Linked DNA regions of Mus musculus: region 1 is linked to region 2. The links are chromatin loops, found by intact Hi-C in ENCODE. Cell type or tissue: heart. All regions are shown on one strand. Each heading gives the region's core, and the rest is flanking DNA. Links, peaks and the distances in the headings are about the cores only. Region 1 overlaps Med29 (mediator complex subunit 29). Region 2 holds the start of Eid2b (EP300 interacting inhibitor of differentiation 2B).

The links. Peaks named below come from ENCODE experiments on the same cell type or tissue, not always from the same donor. Only the 100,000 strongest peaks of a DNase experiment are listed, where the experiment ranks them.
Region 1: a loop joins it to region 2, with 2.9 times the contacts of the local background. A loop is called at or near these places in 1 of 42 quality-filtered maps.

The regions. Positions count from the first base shown.
Region 1 is chr7:28,384,857-28,387,743 of GRCm38, forward strand. It overlaps Med29 (mediator complex subunit 29), which reads right to left. Exons shown (of 4, transcript NM_026042.3): 4 at 391-2,168. The coding sequence ends at 1,926. Among named protein-coding and RNA genes, the nearest start is that of Med29, 6.4 kb to the right of the region's middle. In heart, for the core only: a CTCF peak has its summit at 1,821 (motif pointing left); DNase peaks (open chromatin) are centred at 1,355, 1,815 and 2,235; H3K27ac peaks cover 805 bases.
Region 2 is chr7:28,276,114-28,279,022 of GRCm38, forward strand. Eid2b (EP300 interacting inhibitor of differentiation 2B) reads left to right here and starts at 1,593. Exons shown (of 1, transcript NM_001177427.1): 1 at 1,593-2,909. The coding sequence starts at 1,668. The coding sequence ends at 2,123. In heart, for the core only: a CTCF peak has its summit at 1,540; a DNase peak (open chromatin) is centred at 1,618; H3K4me3 peaks cover 1,018 bases; H3K27ac peaks cover 801 bases.

The DNA.
Region 1 (2,887 bases), core at 388-2,887, 110 kb after region 2:
AACTCAAGAAGCAAGATGAATATGGTGATGCACTGTAGTGGCAATTTTGGTTTCTTTTAAAACACAGAAATATAAGAACGTTTCCATTTTAATCCTAGGGGTGGGACATGGGGGCTGCTTTGGACTGTTTGAGGCAGTGGACTATGATTTGCCTCGTGCTCTAGCAGAGGCATGGCTTAGCCATCTACAGATAGTTTCTGCGACTGTGTGATGTTTGGAATTCTGGAACTTTTCAGATGGCATAGAAGTGGTAGAGCCCAGACAGGCTTGGTGGGTAGTTGTTGATTGTTTAGGGAGGTTGGCTGCGGTTTGTTAGTAGCCATGGTCAAAGACAAAACAACCATGGTCAAAGACGAAACAAAAGGAAAGAAATCAGATTCAGAGGTTTTCTTAATTCCTCTCTGCCTTGTTTATCCAGTATTAGGAGGTAAAACTGGGTCGGGGAGGGTAAAGGGTAGGGGAAAGAACCACAGTGCACTGAAGACCAGCTAAAGTGCACACCTGCAACCAACACGTGTACAGCAAAGTGGGAGCGCCTAAGCCGGCCGGTGTGTGCAAAGGGCCAAGCAACAGGATGGCAAGAGAACCTCCGTGCCTGAAAACAGGAGAAACTGTGGCCTAAAAGGCTTTCTCTATCTCCACACAGGCACCCCCTTCCATACACCCTGTACGTGTAAGCAAGCACTCCCCACACACTCACACGATATAATCACAATACTTGGCAAGTAATAGCAGGTAGGTTCTGTTCCATGGCAGCCTGGACTATACTGTAAGGCTAGCCCCGGCTATGGAGTGAGAGACTGTCTCTACAACTCCAAATGAAAAGAAATGAGGCCCATGATCAAACTGGTGGAACTCGCCTTCCCTGCAGAAAGACCATGCAATAGTCAAGCTAGGCAGGGAGGAATGCCTGAACAGTGTATACATTCTCATTTTGATCATTTTCCACTTTTCCTAGTGTGATGATCTGGGTTCCTGTACATCATGGAGGTCTCCACAGTCTCTGGGACTTTTGTAGACACAGGAACCTGGTGACATGGGAACCAGGGCCCAAAAGATATGGGGTGGGGCAGTTCCCTAACCAGTCTGTCACGCTAGCCTTTCCACTGGCAGCCGGGCCTGGTTTGTAGTTCCATCCAGCACTTGTCCAGGCCCACAGGCTGGGGCCTCCCCTCCCTCCCCAAAGCCCCCTCCCCAGGGCCTGTTTCCCGGAGGAGCTGGGGTCTTCCCCAGAATCCATGATTCACTCAAGCTGGGGCCTTTTCACTTCTGCTTTGGAGCTAAAAATATAGAGACCAAGGAGTCTTGTTGAGCAGGCCTCCCCACACATTGCACAATATCCCCCCTCGGCCCCTCCCCAGAACAGCTAGAGAGCTCTGCTGACGCAGGGTCCAATGTGGACCCAAACTTCTCCTAGGTTGTCTGTGCTGAGGTCAGGGCTTACGTTCACGCGCTGCTTTTGTGAGCCAGAAAGTCCCTTCCTGTAGCCCTAGTAACCCAGGCATTTTGGTTCCTCTTGTATAATACGATCCCAGTTAGGTGTTGGGGGCAACAAAAGGGGACTGATTGAGATAGGATGGCAGGACTGGAAAAAGGTGGGTTAAAAGGAAATCCATACACTGGGACAGACTGAGGAAGGTCTAAAGGGCTCAGTTAGTGCTAACCCAGGGCCAGGTGGGGAGTCAGAGTCCCCAGAACAGAGGTAATCATCGGCCCAGTGGGAAGGTCCACTCCAGGTTGGGGAGCAGCGTGGGTGGAGGCAACAGTGGTGTGGTGGTGGTGGGGTTTGAGGTCTGTGCTGTCTGCAAGACTCTGCTGCCCCCTGCTGGTTTCAGCTGCATTACTGTGGCACGGACAAATCAGCAACAGGAACCACCTGTTTTGCCTCAGGCCATACTTCATTCTCTGCCCCTCCCCGAAAGACCTCAGAGGCTGCCCCCAGGGCCAGTAGAGGGTGCAGTAGTCTTTCCAGTGACCTTGTTGGCACAGTCCAGCAGGGCAGTATGAATGTCTTTGGCACAGGTGATCTGGGCTTTGATGACAGCCAGGTACTGTGGGTAGGGCAGACTGTCTGGCTGCACTGCATCTGGCTTTGTGGCTGTGGGTACCAGTGTTGGAGAGTGTTTGGCGCTGTCACAGCTCTGTGAAAGGCACTCGTGGGCCAGGCGCTGTGGAAAAGAGAACAACAGCATCACTTTCCTGGATGCAGCCTCCTCTCCCCCCAACCTGGAGCTAAACTGATGGGCAGCCAAAGTCAGACTGGGTCACCCAGCACACGTGCCTACTTCTCTCTGGGATTAGGCTATTAAATGTCTTTGCTGCCGGGCAGTGATGGTGCACACCTATAATCCCAGCACTTGGGATTTCTGCAGGCGGATTTCTGAGTTTGAGGTCAGCCTAGTCTACAGAGTGAGTTCCAGAACAGCCAGGGCTACATAGAGAAAACCCTGTTAAAAAAAAAAAAACCAAACAGTTTTTGCTATTCAGTTAGAGATTTGCTACGTAGACAAAGCTGTCCTCAGACCTTTTTTATTAACTTATTATTATATGTAAGTACACTGTAGCTGGCTTCAGATGCACCAGAAGAGGGCATCAGATCTCATTACGGGTGGCTGTGAGCCATCATGTGACTGCTGGGATTTGAACTCAGGACCTTTGGAAGAGCAGTCAGTGCTCTTACCCCCTGAGCCATCTCGCCAGCCCCGTCCTCAGACTTTTTCCTCTACTGCTTCATCCTCCTGAGAGCTGGGATCATCAGTGCACATATCTGAGCTGGTCAGTGGTCTGTCTGTAGGTAAAGATGCTTGCTATCAAGCTTGAAGACCTGGGTTCTATTCCCCAGGACTCACATAGTAGAAGGAAAATAATCACCCCACGATGCCTGCTG
Region 2 (2,909 bases), core at 298-2,797:
CAGCATTACCTGCTGAGCATCTCGCTGGTCCTCTAACCCTAGGCTTATTTTTACTTTGAGTCATGGTCTTAGTTGCCCAGACTGTCCTTGAAGTCTGTAGCCCAGGCTACCCTTGAACTTTTTCGGCATTGGACACCTAGGTAGCTGGGGTTACAGGCTTGAGCTCCAGATGCGAGTGTTGGGGACAGCATTGACAGGTTGGAGACATGTGGCCTCTGGGTTCCTCAAAGGCACGAGAAGGCAGGTGCAGAGTTGATTACGTGGCGGAGATACAGCTGCATTTCAGACTCTTAGCACACTTTTCACATTAGCCCAGGCTGGCCTAGAACTTGCCAAGTAGCCCAGGACGAACATAATCTCATCTTCCTGCCTCTACCTCCCAAAGACTGGGATTGCAGCTGTGCTCCACCACGGGTAGCCCTCTTGTTTTCTGAGATTATCGACAGGCAGTGGCCACCCTAGGAGATTCAACAGTGTATTACACTCAAGTAAGGGAAGTGCTGCCACTGCGTGGGGGAAAGAGGCATGGAAGTGCCGAGAGAAACGGCTACACCAACCGTAACGAGCAAAAATGAAGAAAATATGCCAGCAAGATGGATCACTAGGTAGAGGCATTCACTTGCCAAACCTGACAACCTGAGTTTGGGTCCACATGGTAGGATGGAACTGACTCCTAAAAGTTATCTTCTGATCTCCATACACCTGCCGTGGCTCGAACTCGTGTGCGCACTCAAAGCTAAATGTGACACAGAAGCCAGAGTAGAGCACAACTGACTAGCACCTTGAGTTCAATAAGGTTGGAAGGAGAGAAGGCCACGACGTTGACCTTGACCTCCACAGCTGCACGGTTCCGACTTACACAGACACACTAAAAAACAGTCCGGAGATTAAAAGCACTTTTTCTTTCAGACAACCCAGGTTCAGTTCCCAAAACCTGTGTGGTAGCTCAAAACTACCTTGCTTCCTCCCTCCCCACCTTTCCTTCCCCCTCCCCTCTCTCTCTTCTCTGTCTCTCAGATAGGGGTCAAACCCAAGACCTTACACCCTAGGCAAGTTCTCAGCCACTGAGCTATCTCTAGCCCAGTTCACAAACACCCTGGAACTCTAGTTACCGATACCGTCTTCAGATTTTCTTAGGATCCAGACACACATATGGCTTACATATACAGATATGTAACAAAACATCCATATATGTGTTTGTTTGTTTGTTGAGACGGGGTTTCTCTGTCCTGGATCTGGCTCCAGAGATCCACCTGCTTCTGCCTCCGGAGTGCTGGTATTAAAGGCGTGCGCCGCCACCACCGCTAATTCCAGTTTTCTGGAGGCAGAAGCAGGCAGATCTGAGTGTATATATGAGTTCCAGGCCAGCCAAATGTACATGGACGCTGCCTCAAACAAGGCAATAAAATAATAATAATAATAATAATAATAATAATAATAATAATAATAATAATAATAATAAATTAAAGTATGTGATGCCGCCCCTGCTGGTTCAGAACTTGAGGCGGCCGTGGCGGTAATGGCACATGGCACCCCTAGAGGGCGATAGAGGTCCGGGCACCCGTCCTTGCGCAAGCACTTTTGTTTTCCAGGGCGCCGAGGCCCGCGCATGCGCACATCTTCACGCTGCCGCCGGAGCCGGTGCTTCTGAGGATTCAACGGTGGCAATGTCCGAGCTTCCCGGAGAGAGCAGGATCCCGGACCTGAGCCCCATGAACGGCGTCGGCGACGTCCTGCAGGTGGGACTGGGCGGAGGCAGTCCGGTCCCCGAAGCCCAGGAAGACCCGCTGGCCACAGCCTCCCAGCCCATGGCGCCGGCCCCGGGCCTGGCTCCCGGGCAGTTCCCCGGCGTGGCGGGCCTGATGGCGATCCCGCACGTCCACGCGCCGCTCCTCCTCCTAGAGCTGTACGAGCAGCGGATGTTCCAACACTATCTGCACACCAACCCCCTGATCCCCACCAGGCTGCTCCACGAAATCGAGGAGCGCCGCCGGCTGTTCGTGGAGGGCTGCAGGGCCAGGGAGGCGGCCTTCGACGCCAACCCCCCGCAGATGGACTCGCACGCCCGCGCCTTCATGCTGGCGCTCACGGCCTCCGACGCCCGCGGCCCCAACGCCGACTGAGGGGTGGCCTTCACCTATAACCTCCGAGGAAGGAGGCCGGAGGACCGGACTTCAAGGTCATCCTCCGCCATGTAGCGAGTTGGAGGCCAGCCTGGGCTACAGGAGACTGTCTTTTAAAAATAAAAAATAAAAATAAAAGATTGGTGGCCAGGAAGTCAGGTGACTCCTAGAATCAAGGGCAAAGGCAGATGTCTGGGCAAATGTCATGAGGTGGGGAATCCATGCCAGAATCCAGCCGTGGGCAGGGTGGAATGAAGCAGGCCGGGAGAGAGAAGGGCACTTGAGGCTTGAGGCTGACAAGCAAAGAGGACTCTTCTGACTTCCACCTTGTGACTGTCAGCAATCTTTCCCTCCCCTGCATTTGTTGAAAATCATGGTTGCTTCACTGCGAAGGACGATGGTTTTGCAAAGATGAAGTCTAAGAAATATCAATGAAAAAGACCATAGAAATCAGCGGAGATGCGGGAAGAAACCAGGGGATGTGCTTGCTAGATTCTGTTCCTCCCGGGTTTTACTGAGTAAGAAGAAAGCTGTAAACCACTTGGACATTTCAGAATTGAGGGTCGTCCCATCGTCAGCTGACAAGATCCATGTATCGTTACTTCTTGTGTTTGATGTTCTGTAGACGAGTTGTAAATATTCAGATAGGGAAAACCATGTATGTGTTGTGAGATGAATATTTTTCCAGACCTTGTGTAGTTGTAACCATGCGGAAATAGATGAGTGATTATTTAAATAATACAGACACAAGACTCAAATTCTGCAAAAGATACTATGGGAAGTTAA